Linked DNA regions of Mus musculus: region 1 is linked to region 2. A link is a loop called in an ENCODE intact Hi-C map of the cell type or tissue named here. Cell type or tissue: gastrocnemius. All regions are shown on one strand.

Region 1 (8,000 bases), 58 kb after region 2:
CTTCCTTAAATTGCTCTTGGTAGATAGTTTGCTGCCAAACAAGAAAAATAACTAATACTGCTACCCACAGGGCATGTTCACAGCAGTCCTAAGGCTAGCACATGAACTTTCCAGACTCCAAGTATGTGGTCTTCTACTATTTTGTTTCAGTCAACAGGTAAGATTAGCTGTTTCCCTGATTAGGTAGCAGCCAAAGGACTCTAGTCATGATGGCTTTCTGTTAAATGATAAGAAAGGAAAGTGTATGTGTTCTCCTATTAATTTGAGTTCTTCTTTATAATACTGCGGTCTCTTAAATTCTGGTTTTAGTTGGTGAGTTGAGATCTACTTCAACTATGAGAAAGAAATACATGCCGTGGACATGCATCTAAGTCCTGTAAATATCAAGAGATGTGGGCCTTGAGCTATTTTTGCAGCCTGCTTGGTACATGCTGAGTCTGATCTGAGCTTAGAGCTTTCCCTTTCATCTCTGCTTACCAGTGCAGGCATGAGTCAGGAGCGGGCTTGAGATAATCCAGGATGAGCGATCCCCATTCTAATTCATCTGTACTTTAACTATGACTTATTGTAGCTTACTCATTGTTGGCCTTGTACTAGCAGTGACATGGGTAGTAGGTACATCTACCACAAGGTAGGTACCTACCACAAGGCTAAATGGGGCCATCCCAGGGATGAAGGCATGTGAAATCTTGCCTGTATATAATAAGCAGTGCTGTCCATTGTCAGTCACACTTCCCCTCCCCCATCTTTCCTTGCAGCAGTCCTACCAAAGTCTCCCAGTGCCTGCCAGGGATGGGCAAATGCTGGGGGCTCTTCTACGTACCCATCACAACCCAAGAGTAAACAGATGGACATTGAGAGAAAAGCTAAGATGATTACAAGGCTTTGAATAGTTGTTTGTTTCCCAGAGTAGAAATTGAGTATGTGTATATAGTGGGTTAAGATATCAAGGATCAAACAAACAGGGAGAAAAAACAAAAACAAACAAACAGGAAAAAAAAAGTAGTGACATTGTGAGCCATGAGACATGAGACATTAGAAACCTCAGCTCCTCATTCAAAAGGAAAACTTAGTTATACCTAACCCACAGGGAGGAAATAAATTGCCACTAGTGTTAGGAAGAGTGTCCACATCATGGTTTGTATTTTTCTCCAATCAAATTTATCAAGTTTCTCTGGAGAAATGGCTGCCTCCAACCCACAGTAAGAAAAGTATTAGATACGTCTAGAAAAGAAAATAATGAATGCTGCTGTAATAACAATAGATGCATGAAATAGTATGACAAGGTGAAGCCAAAGGGATGGGCCTCCCATGGGACAAATATGTCGATTCACTGAATAAAGAAGGATGGACAGAATCTCAACTCATCAGCTAAAATCAGAATAGTACATAAACAAGGACTTAATTCAGTAGGAAAAGCCATGAAATGTTTTTGACAGTAAATTTTTAAGTAAAGGTGGGATGGATGATGGAAGTGCTCGCCATGGAGCAGGCACCACTGTAGCAATCTTTACAGTTTATTCTAAAACTGGCAAAAAGGGATGTGTAAGATAAGATATTTATATATTCTTTTGTTTGTTTGTTTGTTTTCAATTTTTAATGAGTTTTTATTTTAATTAGGTATTTCTTCATTTACATTTCCAATGCTACCCCAAAAGTCCCCCATACCCTCCCCCCCACTCTACTCCCCCGCATTCCCACTTCTTGGCCCTGGCGTTCCCCTGTATTGAGGCATATAAAGTTTGCAAGACCAATGGGCCTCTCTTTCCACCGATGGCTGACTAGGCCATCTTCTGACACATATGCAGCTAGAGACACTAGCTCTGGGGAGTACTGGTTAGTTCATATTGTTGTTCCACCTATAGGATTGCAGATCCCTTTAGCTCCTTGGGTACTTTCTCTAGCTCCTCCATTGGGGGCCCTGTGACCCATCCAATAGCTAACCCCTACATCTTTTTATATCTAAAGCAGAAATAGCAACTTCTCAGAAACCTTAGACATGTTAGTATCCCTAGTGATTAGACAAATGGATGCCACACAATTCCTGATAGACTACGTCTGGTAAACAACATACTATCATTGCCACCACCACAATCTTCTAATCTGCTAATGAAGAAACAACACTAAAGTTCAAACTGGGAGATAGCCCATGAAATAACTGATCACCATTCTGAAATATGACAAAGAAAGAATATGGAACCATTGCAGATGAAAAATATGATAAAGGAGATGGGGCAGTTCAGTTCAACACATTAGGTTGTACATAGCAGATATAATATTCTTCTTAATATTAGTGTGATAAAGGGAGAAAATTCAGGATCTTAAATGAAATAATATTACTGTATCAAGTTTGATGTGTGTTTGAACAAGATGTTGATATCTAGGGAATCTGGGAGGAAGACATACTAGATTGCTTTGTTCTCATATATCAGCACTTTTAGATTAATTCAAACTGAAATGTCTAAAACAAAAGTAGAGTGTTCGGCACTTAGAAAAACATGCAGAAACGTAACGGCTCTGTCTAGTGATGGATGAATGTATAAGAGGCATCATATCCATGCAGTGGACTGCTCATCTCTAAGAATAAATGGGACAGTCATTCATACACTGTAACATGGATGGATGTTGAGAATGTCGCACTGAGTAAAAGATGCCAGTCATCTGAGACCACATTGAATGCTGCCATTTATGTGAGCTATTTAAAACAGACAATGAAGATGTGAGCAGTTGATACACTGGGGATTGAGGTACATGGAGAGGCTCATGGAAATGGGCTTTCTTATGGGCTGTGGTGTTAAAAATGTTCAAAGATGAGAAAATCCTGACACTTTTACAGCTCTGTTAAACATTCTGTCTGCTACTGAGCTGTTTCACTCTCAATGAGTGAATTTACTTGGACAAAAGTTACTTCTCAACAAACCTTTTTCTACAAAGAGAAATGGAAGAGTGATGCTTGGTGGGCTGTTAATGGCATCTTCCAGTCATCTGTGAGAAAGATGAGGACATGATGCTCCATGCATATGCTAATGCTGCTTCTTACTCTCCCCATTGGAGCACACAGCCTTTCAACAACTATTTCAGAGCCATCCAATTGGCTGCGTGTAGGGAACAACTTAGTTAATAGCTCACTATTTTTCTACTCACTGGAGAACCAGTCTCCCTAATCCCTAACCGAAGAAAGGCCAAGAGTTAGAAGAGGGCCATTTTTTGCTACAGGTTCTGATGAAGAAAACAACAACAGCAACAAATTAATTAATTAATTAATTAATTAAACAAGGATAAACTCTGACCCAGGAAGAAAAAGATATCCACTTATTTCCCCATTAAAACTCTTACAGGATTGTTGTTCTTGTTGTTGCTGTTGTTTTATCCTTCTATTTAAGAAAGTATTGTAACCAGTGTTATTATTAATTTTACTTTGCAAAGATTTACGTTACTAACATACATCTTTCTTCAACCTTGAGCACATGAAGAAGTTTTACAGGTGTGGAGGGGTAAATCCTTGGCCAGCTGACAAAAGCAGAGGACAACTGAAAGCAAACTCTAAAAGGCTCCATGTGCCAGGCAGGGGAGTCTTACCACAGGTGGCACCTGAACCTGGCTTGTGTTCTGTCACTTGACTCTTGAGGTCTACTCTGTCGGCACGTTTAATTTTTCAGCTGAACTGAAGGCTGAAGTTGAAGAAACCCCACCATTGCTGAGATCACAGCAGAGTCTCAGAGGACCTAGAGCTGCCACTCATGTAAGGAGCCCCTGAACACTGTATTTGACTGGAATTTATGAGCCGCCTTTGACGTTTGCTGATGCTGGTTGCAACCCCATGGCCTTGATTATTGTGAATGAAGCAAAGCCAAAGAAAACAGTGCTGAAGGCTGAGCCCAGGCCGAGTTATTCCTGGGGAGTCACACCCCAAGTTCACAACAGTGGTTCTGACTTACAAGACCTTTAAGCAGATTCTAGGAAATGCATAAATGCCCATGCAGGTCCCCCCGGGAGAAAAACTGGGGTGTTTTGGGAGAGGAAGGAAATGGGAGAAGGGGGAAAGGTGGCTCTCTGAAACTGCATTCTTAAATAATTTGTTCTGAATGCCCTCTAGTCATACACGTGAGAAATGACATGAAGGCCAAAGGGCTACAGTGCAGAGATAAAACAAGTTGAAGGTATTTAAAAGACTTGCCAAGCAAAAGTGCTCATCTGATAAAAATTTAGGCAGGAGGGATGCCAAAACCCAGGAGAGCCACGGCTGAGATGTGATGAGGTGATTGCTGCTCCAGCTGTCAGACTTGTCAATGATGTCAAGATGCCAGATTTTAACTCAAATGCGGTGTCAGCCTGAGAGCTGCCTCTACTTCCCTGCATGGTTTTCATTAAGAAAGCATGGAAACTTACGTCCAAGAATAGACATCCTATGTGGGGCCAGTTCAAGATGAAAGTATGTTGGTTTGTTTGTCTCTTCTACAAAATACAGACAAGGTAAAAAGACAATAATACAGATTAGCACCTCCTATTGCCACCTCGATGGGGTCAGCGGTGCTACCCTGGGATCTGCAGTGTGTGTATATTAGAAAACGTGATACAGGGAGACAGGAATTAAGTTAAGAAGGAAAGAATTTTTCACATCAGTTTTGAAGGTGCTCACATGGAAACAATGGCATAAGTTGGAGATCAACTTCCTCTCCTCCATATTTTGCAATATGAAGGCAGGTCATGACACAGTATTCAGTGTGTCATGAATACTGGTCTTCTAGTCCTAAGTGGATGGGGAAAACTCACACTGTGAGCCAGAACTGCTTCAGTCCTATTGCTTTAAAAAATTTGAGAAACATATAGGAAGAAAAGTAAGTGATATTCTAAAAGTAACAAACAAAGAAACAAACAAGGGCCATGAACGGGCATTTCCTGATAAAGAGGGTATCAAGGAGGCAGGTGATAGAAAAGACATTTTAAGGCCACCAACATAATTCTCATTAAATGTTTATTTATTTTCTTTCAAAACAGTAAGTCTCATATTAATTTGTTCATAACAAATTTGTTATGTAACCAGAAACCCACACAGCACCCCAACACTGGCATCTAATTCAACAGTAGTATAGATGTCGTTTTAGGACAGCATGAGAAGACACTATTACAATATCAAAGCCTTTCTACTCTCTCTGCCTTCCCCGTTTCAGTATGCTCTCACTTCCAGATGTAACATAATACATTCAGGTACTTGAAAAAAATGGCTTCTTTCCCATATGCAGATGCATCTGGGTCTGACAAATATTTAGATATCAAGAGCAATAAATAAGCATGAGAGCCAGGGGATTTGTCAAAGTTCTTCTGAGTTCCTTGCAATGATGGCGGCTTGTCTTCTATGCCTTGTTCTTCCAAGTACATAGTAGAGTTTGTGTTTGGGATGGAACAGTTAAGGTTCAGAAAGTCACTGAGTCAAAACAGATTTTTATGATATTTTCAATTCCAATCAAGACAGTATAGTAGGACTCACATTTATTCTCATCCCACATGAGATGATTCAAACAGTGGACAAAATACATGAAAAGTTTACAGACACCCGACCCAGGGTGTTAGAGGACATGGTACTTTAAGCGTGGGGATATGAATGCAGCGGCACCCAGGCTGGGCCCAGTGCACTGCTCGGGAGCCCAGAATCTCTTTGAGTTGATGAGTATTATAGAAAAGACTACATAAAATTAAAGCTGCACCAAAATGTTCTAGAAAGCTATGGAGAGTTCAGCAGAATAACTAGGACTTATTGTGTGGCAAGTCTATGAGTTTTCTGAAAGGAACCTACAAAACAACAACAGCAGCAACAAGCCACAGACTCAGCTGCAGGGGAGATCTACCAAAATGTAGGAGGAATAGGAAAATGGCCCACTGAAGGGCAGCCTGAAAGTGTCTTGAGCAGCAAAACCAATAGGCTTCATGGAAGGTAACTAGGCAACTAAGCTAAGGGCAGATTTAGAGATGTTGAGCTAGGAATAAAAGTAAATTGGCAACTAAGTGGTGATATTTAGAGATGTTGAGCTAGGAGTAAGGTAAGGGCACGCTAGCCACAGCTTAGAAGAGCCCAGCCACAGAGATAATAAGGCAGTTTAAAAATGGCTCGTGTGTGTGTGTGTGTGTGTGTGTGTGTGTGTGTGTGTGTGTGTGTTTCATCTGTGGATCCGAGATAGCTCCTGGGTGGGAGTGTGCCTGTGACTTACCAAGAACTTAAAGCTGTGTAGCCAAAACTACCCGCTACAGTAGACAGCCACAGAGGAAATTAATGGAGGTCATATTCTGACCTCCACATGTCCCTGCACTGGTGAGCATACCCACACATTCACATGCGCAGACATATCAAAACGTTTACTTATAGACAAAGTTATTTGGGGATTTATATATAAGAGAAATAAAGAATTAATGAGGAAAAATAACTTTCAATCTTAAGGTTTTTTTAATCAAAGTAATTTCCAATAGAACAATAGAGAGCATTCAGGGAAAATTCCACAATTATAAAGGATTCGGTAGAGGAAGAAGAGCCCTGGTGTTTGGGCCACAGGATCACCTAACAGTCCAAACGGGAAAACAATAAAGGAAAAAAACAAGCTTCAAACTCCATATTCTACAAATTTTAGTACATAAATGGATCATAGACATAAATATAAAAGTATAAAACTCCAAAAGCCTCAGAAAGACAAAAATCCTTATGAACTTGAACTAGAAAAAAAAGTTCTTATAATTGATACTAAAATTAAAATTCCATTTGCATCTCATTACAATGAAAAAGATTGCTCTATGAACAAAATCATTAAAGAATACTAAGACAAAATACAGTTTCTAGTCAAAATGAAATTACACTGTAATTTAATACCAAAAGAATGATGAAATTTAAAAATATTTAGAAATGAAATATTAAACATAGACATAGTAAAAAGGTAAATAAATGAATATTTTAAACTTATTAAAAATTAAAACTAAAAATCTAAAACATAAAACTAAAACTAAAACTTAAAATCTAAATTTTAAAGATGCACTCTACAGCATTAGAACAAAACTTATGAAAGTCTATCAGGAGAAGAAATATACCAAATCAATTACTTAGTTTTCATGTTTAAAACCTTTAAAGAGAAGCGAATATTAAATATAATAAGTATGCAGCAATGAAACAAGAATAAAGAAAAGAATTAGTAAAGTTGAGAAGGGAAAATATCTTTGAAAGTACAATGTGTTTTAGTCAAGAAGAAGAAGAAGTCTGCGTGTTTCTGTTCAGACGCCTTTCAGAAGAAAGAGAGAAGAAGTACATTACCAAGATCAGGAAGAAAAGCAGTGACATCACTACAGACCTTATGGAAATGTAAAGGATAATAAAGGAATGCTATGGAAATTCTGTTAGGAATTTTAAAAACTAGGTGAAATAGAGAAAATAAAGTCTTAAAAATACAAAATATTAAAGTTTGTTCAAGAAGGAATGAGTTGCTTGAATATTGATTATACAGCTCAGAATATATATATACTTTAAAACTTGCCCAAGATCAGGTACATAACAAGGGCATCCACTCTACCGCTGCTAGGAATTTTAACCATTACAATACGGCAGAAAAGAAAACCAGGGCTCTACAGAGGACACTGTAAGAACCATCATCTGTACACAGTGTTCCAAGGGACACTACTGGCTCCAAGCAAGAGGGAATAAGCACACTTCATAGTACTTCTTTCATATATATAACTACAATCTTGAAGCAAGATACATAATATGACATCTTCTAATGATTATGAAAGAGGACAGAAAGAGAAGGGGAGTCAGATGTACCCTGTTTTGTTTGTTTGTTTGTTTTGGTGTGTTTGTGTGTGAGAGAGAGACAGAGACAGAAACAGAGAGATAGAGAGAGAGAGAGAGAGAGAGTGTGTGTGTGTGTGTGTGTGTGTGTGTGTGTGTGTGTTTATGTGTGTGCACATGCACGTGTGCTTATTTCCTATGCTTACATTCTATGTTCGCCATCTGGAAACCAGAGGAA
Region 2 (8,000 bases):
AGCCTTTTATGAAGACAGGGATATATGTGCTGTTAGATTGGCTGTGACATCAGACTAGTCTCACTGCCCTTGCACAGAGCCTTGCTTCTCATAATATGCAATGGACCGAAGGTTCTAATGCCTCTAAACAAAGAGGCAAGGTGGGACCTGATGATGTGAATGCAAACCATTAGCTCTCAGTGCTGTTGTATAGATCAAACAGGAGAAGGTACTCAACCGGGGTTATGAGTGGGTTGTATAATCTTTAGTTATTAATGGTCTCGGGGACTTTAGCATTAGCTGCTCCCAACATCTGATGAATGGAGGTTGTGAAATCTCCATGCAGGACTCCTGTCAGCCTGAATATGAGTTATTCCAAGACCCGGCTCACTCAGTATGGCAGAAGCTATGTAAACAGACTAGATCTGAGAAAGACGGTCCTTCTCCAGCAGCTCAGAGAGTCTGAGGACCCAATAACTGACTCTCCATTAGCAACTCTCTTGCTGTCTATAACTTGGAGGGATTCTTGGAGGATCTGCTATCTTAGCTAGGACACCCAGGGAAATGAACACACAGTATACTATTGAAGCATACCTTGACAGTATGTCAAGTGCAAGAAGACTTTCAGATGCCTTCTAGAGTGGCTTGACTGGGACAGTTGTAGACAAAATGGCAGCCCTCTGGCTAACATGGTTGTGCTTGCTTTCCTGTCAGTGCCAGCAAATGACCAAAGATAAAGAAAGATCTATTCATGTCTCATTAGCCATGGGTCTTCTGAGAGAAACAGAAAACCTTAAAGGTGTTTGTTTTATCAAACCTGTTTGGTCTGCTAGATAGTTTCTACAATCTCCCATTTGTTTTCTAATCTCCTGGCCCATCACCCCATCTTTCATCTCACTACATTTACATAGAATCCAAAGGACTTGGCAGCCTGTCCTTTTAGGGTAAATATGGCCATAGGCATTGCTGAACCTATATGGTAAAAGCCAAAGGAGAATCTCTGGTGTTGCTAAACCTTTGACAGGAAAGATGCCTAACCCTGGGTCTTCTTCAGGACAAGTGGATTTTGAACAACAACAACAACAACAACAACAACAACAACAACAACAACAACAACAAAATGCTTTTGTAGTCAGGGATTTGGGGAAATTCAGGAATTGTGCTATGAAGCTACATATCAATACATGACTTGCCTGAGAAGTTGTGTCCTTTGAAGGATTATGGATGGAAACACATTGCCAATGATAAAAGACAATGTTTATGGATTACCTGATATAATGCCTACTATGCAGACTGAAAGAATAAAGAGTATGTGCCCTTCTTCTGTACTGTTGGCTACTCCACTGAAAATAAGCCCAAGGCACAGTGATATCTGTGGACTTGACTTAGAAGGCAAGCCCAGGAGAGCCTCTATCACTATACCACAGCCAGTGAGCAAGCCTGAGGAGGCCCCAGGTGTGACCCCTGTTCCCCTGTGAGCAATGGAGAGACCAGGCAATCTGTCATGGTGTTCTGGCTGTCAGCCCCAGTGCTGTGCCGCTGCTGTCTGTCACCCTGGTGGATGAGACCTGCTTAAGGGCAATCATGTCAATCTCTCTGTGACCACTCAGTCTAAGGGAGGTGGATGATCGTGACAGGCCTGGCAAAGTAGGCACAAGGTACTGAAAAGCAGAAGTTATTGCGTGCTTAGAGAGACACAAGGCAGACTGTGATTTTTCTTGCTTTTCCACTTTATTGTCATGAAACAGGCTAAGGCGTGCAGAGTTTAGCTTCAGAGCTGATCATCTCGGATAAACCTGTTACCCTCTGAATTTCTTCCATAGTAAAAATAGCGACCTTTCCCGAGGACGCCTGTAAACAGAAAGGAAAATCATTACTGGTGGCACAATTCATATAGTTCAGAAAATCAGATGTTATTAAACAGGCATGCATCAGGATTGCTAATCTGATGGGAGGTAGATTAAGATGACAAAGACCGTACCTTCTTGTCCTTAGAGGTGACCTTGCAATGAAATGTGACTACCAAGTACAGAGTTCAAGAAATAACAGCTTTATGTGTGATTTCCTTACATAATTAGAACTTTTCTAATTTGACAAATTGTTCCCAAAATATAGCATGACCCCTCTCTCCCCAGATTTTCCTAGTTTAGGACTAAGAATAAAAATGTACGTTTAAAGCAGATGAACCCAGCCCAAGTGAAGTCCACAGGATAATCTTTGTAGAATGTGACTATCTTGAAGTCCTTTATTGGAAATCAATATTGTTGACTTCCAGAGAGAATTTTCCAAATCCTGGGGGGCTTCAAGCCCACACTGGGTGATTAAAGAAGAGAGGCTGTGCTGATTGAAGACCATATAGACAGTAAGTGCCACTACCTTTAGACCTTCCCACTGCTAGGCACCTCACTGAGGCTGAGGCAACTCATTTCTCATGTTAAAAAGCACTTGCTTTACATCTTCAACTTGACTTCTTCTATAACTTCTGGCTACTTATGAAACGTTCCTGTCCTTTGTGGTGGTTGTGGGATACTTCACTGTAAAACACAGCATTAAGAGAGGCACAGATGCTATAACTGCTATAACCAACTCATCCTTACATATCACAAATACCCACAACAACAGTTCTGTGCCTGGAGGTGCATGCCTGTAACCCTAGTATTTGGGGTAGAGTAGGAGGGTGAGTCTAACCTTGGCTTCATAGTGAGACTCTGATTTTAAAAAAAATCAAGAGCTAAGGAGGTGACTTGCCTAGAATGTGGAAGTGTCTAGATTTGATGCTCATCGCTACAGAACAAACATTCAGAAAACACTGTCTCTAGTGAAAACTCTTTATGATTATTAGAAAAAAAATAGTTCTCCCAAGAAAATATTTATAACTTCTGTTGGCCTTTTTACCATCTTTTTTTCTTTCCAGTTTTAGAAGAATTATCTTAAAATTCTCTTGCACAATGGGACTTAAATCTCTGCAGTGCATGAGAGACAAAGAAAGGAAATAGCCATAAAAAAACAAGTCCATGAGCCATACACCTGCCTGTGACAATCACCCCTTTTGCACATGATTATTTATTTTGTCAGTTTGGCAGTGTGATGGCAACACTCACCATTCTTTATTGATCTGGGATCAGCCATGTTCTCCACATGACATGTTAGTATTACAAACTTTTACACTTTGTGTGTGTGTGTGTGTGTGTGTGTGTGTGTGCGTGCACGCACAAGTGCGTGTGCGCATGTGTATTAGTTATGTGTATGTTGGGGGATGGGTCTGGGTGCATGTGTATTGGGTGTGTGTACATGTATGTGTCTATGGAGGCCACAGGTTGATATCAGTTAACTGTCTTCCTTTTCTTATAATTGTTTCTTATTGGCCTGGAGTACATGGAGTATGCTAAACTGGCTGGCTACCAAGCCCCCAGGCTCCTCCTGCCCAGCCCCATCTTTGAAAATACAGATGTACACATCTAGGGCACTGGGAATCAAACTCAGGCCCTCATGCTTGCACAATCTGCCTCTACGCTCCCTAAACTTTGTTCTTAAATAAGGATTAAAATAGTGTATAGAAACTTCTAGGGGTAGTGTAGATCTGCCCTGCTTTGGATAGTCAGAGGCAAACTTGAAGGTTATCCGGGTCCCAGGAGCTCTCTGAGTTGGAAGAGGGACAAGATGACAGCATTTGGGACCTGGCTCTTTCTCTTGCTGTGTTGCCATAGACAGCTTTATTGTGGGTTACTCTTGCTACTTGACTTGGCTTTCCTGCCCCTCCACGTCCCTAGGCCCCCGTTTCTGGTTTTTGGTATTGGTCTAGTGCCTGGAAATATTGAGCTTGTGTGAAACCTTACTCAGACCTTCCTTGTGACCCATTCTCTCAGCTATTAGCACAAAGCTGCTCCCTTTACTGTATTTTATAGTGCCTAGAGTTGTGCTAACAGCCTCATCAATGCCAGAACCCTGGTGGTCTAAGGGCTGGGCTGGTCACATTCTACCTCCCTTACTGGCTTGGCTGCATATGTCTCAGATGCATGGGAAACCCCACAAAAGACTGTCTTGAACCTGGCTGATTTGAGCAAACCCTCAAAAGATCTGGAGGGACCGTACAAAGGATGTTAATTTTTTTTCTATAGTACCAAGACAGCATGCATTTTTAAAAAGACAGGGATAGGGTTTGTCAGATATCATAAAGAACAGTCAGTCCTTCTCCCAAGCAAACTCTTGACAGGCAGTCATGTGTACACACACCATTGTCTGCCGTGGTTGCACTTCTTTCCATAAACTTGTCCACACATCTGGGCACTCTCTGTCTTTTCTTTCTATCCCTTTCCATGCTGAATTTCCATTCTAGATGCAAACAGATGGAAAGCAGTGTTCCTGGAACATGGGCCCGGGCTGCACTCTGAGCCATGCTCACACATCTCTGGTTGGCACTGATAAAAGTCCTTTTTAAGGCCTGCCCTATTTCTTTGGGCCTGGAAGCAAGTCTGTTTATAGACATCCTGGCGAGAAAGGGCTGTTTGATGAATGCAGGAGACCGCGGCTAGGTGTCAGCGCTTGGAAAATGAGGCAAGGACGTGAGTTATTAATATTGTCAATGATCTCTTGATGGGAAAACAGATACTGCACTCACTGTCAGATTTAAATAGACATTGAGTGCATTAATGACAAAAGGGCAGACTTCAAACAAAGGGGCTGTGTGCTGGGAAGCTGACTTGGTCTCTGGGCTGGCACTAACCTGATCTGAAAAGACACTGTCAGGACTGGAGACAGGCCCAGGATTGTGCATGGTGACAGAAAACAGAGATGCTGACAGAGATACCAGCGCCATATTATGCCAAGGACACTCGAGCACTGTCTGGGACTCTAACGCAGGCTGACATCACTTCCTAACATGCAAGTTTTTTTCTTCTGTTCCTGAAGTACCAGCATGTTTCTTCTATACATCATTCCAAAACTTGCCATGCCCGTGAAGCTCCTGGCAGCCTTGGTCTGTAGGAGCTGTGCGATCAGGGCCTACAGATAACCTAAATCAATCTCACCCTGGGTTGCCCAAGGGATGACACTTCTCCTTTGATAGCTGGGTGACTTAAGGTGATCAGAGGGCTAATGTGTCATTAAACTCTTTTTTTCCCTTTTTTTACAATTGAATATTTTCTTTATTTACATTTCAAATGGTATCCCCTTTCCTGGTCCCCACCCCCTCAGAAACCACCTATCCTATCCCACCCACCCACCCACTCCTACCTGCCTGTCCTTGCATTCCCCTACACTCAGGCATTGAACCTTCACAGGACCAAGGGTCTCTCTTCCCATTGATGGTTGACAAGGTCATCCTCAGCTACATATGCAACTGGAGCTATGGGTTCCTCCATGTATACTCTTTGGTTGGTGGTTTAGATCCTGGGAGCTCTGGGGTGTCTGGTTGGTTGATATTGTTCTTTCTGTGGGGTTGCAAATCCCTTCAGCTCCTTCAGTTCTTTCTCTAACTCCTCCATTGGGGACCCCATGCTCAGTCCAATGGTTGGCTGTGAGCATCTACCTCTGTACTTGTCAGGATCTGGCAGAGCCTCTCAGGAGACAGCTCTATCAGGCTCCTTTCAGAAAGCACTTCTTGGCATCCACAATAGTGACTAGGTTTGGTGACTGTATATGGAATGGATCCCCAGATGGGCAGTCTCTGGATGGCCTTTTCTTCAGTCTCTACTCCACACTTCGTCTCCATATTAGGGGTGGCCTGGCAACCCCAAATAAAACCTAGCTGGCTCTTGCTAGTCTGTGGATGAGGGTGCTCAGGCTAGAGACATCCAGATGATTAAATTAAGCTAGCCTTGCCCCTCACACATTCTTTGTGGGAGCCCACAGTAGGGAGGTTACGACTCAAAATATTTGACTTTTGTAGCTTAAAAACACAAAACAAACAAACAAAAAAACCAAGACATTAAGAAGGGTACATACCCATGTGTGGCCAGAGGACTTTTATTTATTAAGGAAGTCATTTATGAAGTCAGTTTTGATCGTATGAGTAGCTCCTGTCCCCATTTCTGTCTTCCTCAACTAGAATAACTGCCCGAATGTCCGAGGCTGTGAAACGCTGCAGTAGCAGCCATTTGTTTGCACTTTGATTTTCCCAGGGAGGTTCTCTGAGGCTGGAATTTGGGATGTGGTGGTGAGTCAGTAGGCCATAGCCTCTGACACATCTGCAACAGATTCTGTTTGTATCTCCTCAGACTCTATGGTTGCAGAAACGGAGGGAGGCAACATATTTAGTGGCATGCAGAGTGTTTTTAATTAAAACACAAGGCTTTGGCCTTAGTGAGGCAGCCTGGCCATACATCAGGCCAATGTGCAGATGTCGGTGCGGGGGTTTCTTTGGGGGGCTCTGAAAAACGACAGTGTGCTGTCCCCTGGGGAATCCTCTCCTGCCAGATGAAACTCCTATTTTTTCTTAAGTAGCCAGTTTTTCCCATCACCATAAGCTCTTAAAGCTATAATTATGAAAAAAAAATAATGTGTGGGGGAAAAATCGGTTTTAAAGAGGTCCTTTATCTTTTCAATGTTCCCACCCTCCGCACTGAGTATTCCGATTGTGCAGGCTTGCACTGCCTAGTGGGTGGGCATTGGACACTTCTCTTAGATGCCCACTGCAGTGACAGGGACCATTCTGGAGACATAGCTGAGGTGGGGGCGGGGCACAGTGATCCTTGCTATCCAGAAAAGGGGGTCCTGACATACCTCTCTCCAAGTCCAGTACAGATTCCATCCTGGCTTCTCATTCCTATCATCTGTCCCTCATGTCTTTTGGCTATGTACATTGGCCCCTTACCCTCCCTGTCTTCCCCACCTGTAGATGAACACAAAGATAACCATGGTAGGTCCTTTTGAATTGTGAAATATGCAACATGGTATTTTAAAATATTATTTTTATGAAGTGGGGGCATTGGGTCCTTATTTCCTATGGCAGAGGTATGGTCAATGTGACCAATTATACTGTTAGGTCTTAAAATACATGTACTCATATCCCAATAATATAGCACCAATCATAGGACTGTGTGTGAGTCTGAACTCTCCGTGGAAAGCATGCCTACTGATGTGTCAGCAGCTCAGAGTTCATACTCCTGGCTGGGAGTGCTGACCACCAACAGTCCTGCATCTCACTAGCTTTGACATAATTCCGCATCTAGAGAGCCTAACTACCCCATCAGCGCGTCTGAGTGTGCTTCTGATGCAGATCAAACCACTAATTTGTAAAATGGAAAAATTAAGTCTTAACCTTCTTGATACTTGTGGTAATCACCATGTTAAATGTTCTTGTCATGAACATGAGTTTAATGCCATGCTGACAAGGAGGCTATGATCTAACAATGATCTATCTGACCACATGAAGCTTACTAAACAGTGGCAAAGATGGCAGAACCGAGATCTCTAATCTCTCAAAAGAAAAGTTGGAGGCAGAGTCATTCGGCCTTAGCAGAAAATGATGGCATGTCCTGAAGAGGAAGAGAAGCCCAGTAACTGAGAAAGAAAATGTAGCAGTAGAGTCCCTCTGGGCCAATGTGGAAGTTTCTAGAACAAGATAACCATGGGATACTATGTAAATCTATATCCTTCCTCCTCCACTTCCAATACCCAGTCCTAACAGGGTGTGGTACAGATGAGGTTAGGCAATGGCAATCTGCTAAATACATTTAAGAATTTACACATACATATTCATACACATACATGAACATATACCTCTGCATAAACATTTTAAACAGATCCTTTCAAATTTGGAAATTTTGGTTCTGTACCCTTTTATCTTTTTTTTTTAAAGATTTATTTATTTATTATATGTAAGTACACTGTAGCTGTCTTCAGACACACTAGAAGAGGGCATCAGATCTTGTTACAGATGGTTGTGAGCCACCATGTGGTTGCTGGGATTTGAACTCCGTACCTTTGCAAGAGCAGTCGGGTACTCTTACCCACTGAGCCATCTCACCAGCCCTGTACCCTTTTATCTTAAACCTCTGATATGACCTTCTTACATTTCAAAC

The links. Peaks named below come from ENCODE experiments on the same cell type or tissue, not always from the same donor. Only the 100,000 strongest peaks of a DNase experiment are listed, where the experiment ranks them.
Region 1: a loop joins it to region 2, with 5 times the contacts of the local background. A loop is called at or near these places in 2 of 42 quality-filtered maps.

Annotation. Positions count from the first base shown.
Region 1 is chr14:22,991,599-22,999,598 of GRCm38, reverse strand. All of the region lies in intron 6 of Lrmda (leucine rich melanocyte differentiation associated), which reads right to left. Among named protein-coding and RNA genes, the nearest start is that of Gm30783, 63 kb to the right of the region's middle. In gastrocnemius, no CTCF peak of the experiment used is centred here; no DNase peak of the experiment used is centred here.
Region 2 is chr14:23,049,785-23,057,784 of GRCm38, reverse strand. It overlaps Lrmda (leucine rich melanocyte differentiation associated), which reads right to left. Exons shown (of 7, transcript NM_028275.1): 7 at 1,697-1,830. The coding sequence ends at 1,751. The region is part of intron 2 of Gm10248 (predicted gene 10248); the gene reads left to right. Among named protein-coding and RNA genes, the nearest start is that of Gm10248, 41 kb to the left of the region's middle. In gastrocnemius, no CTCF peak of the experiment used is centred here; DNase peaks (open chromatin) are centred at 1,454, 4,446 and 4,686; H3K27ac peaks cover 1,025 bases.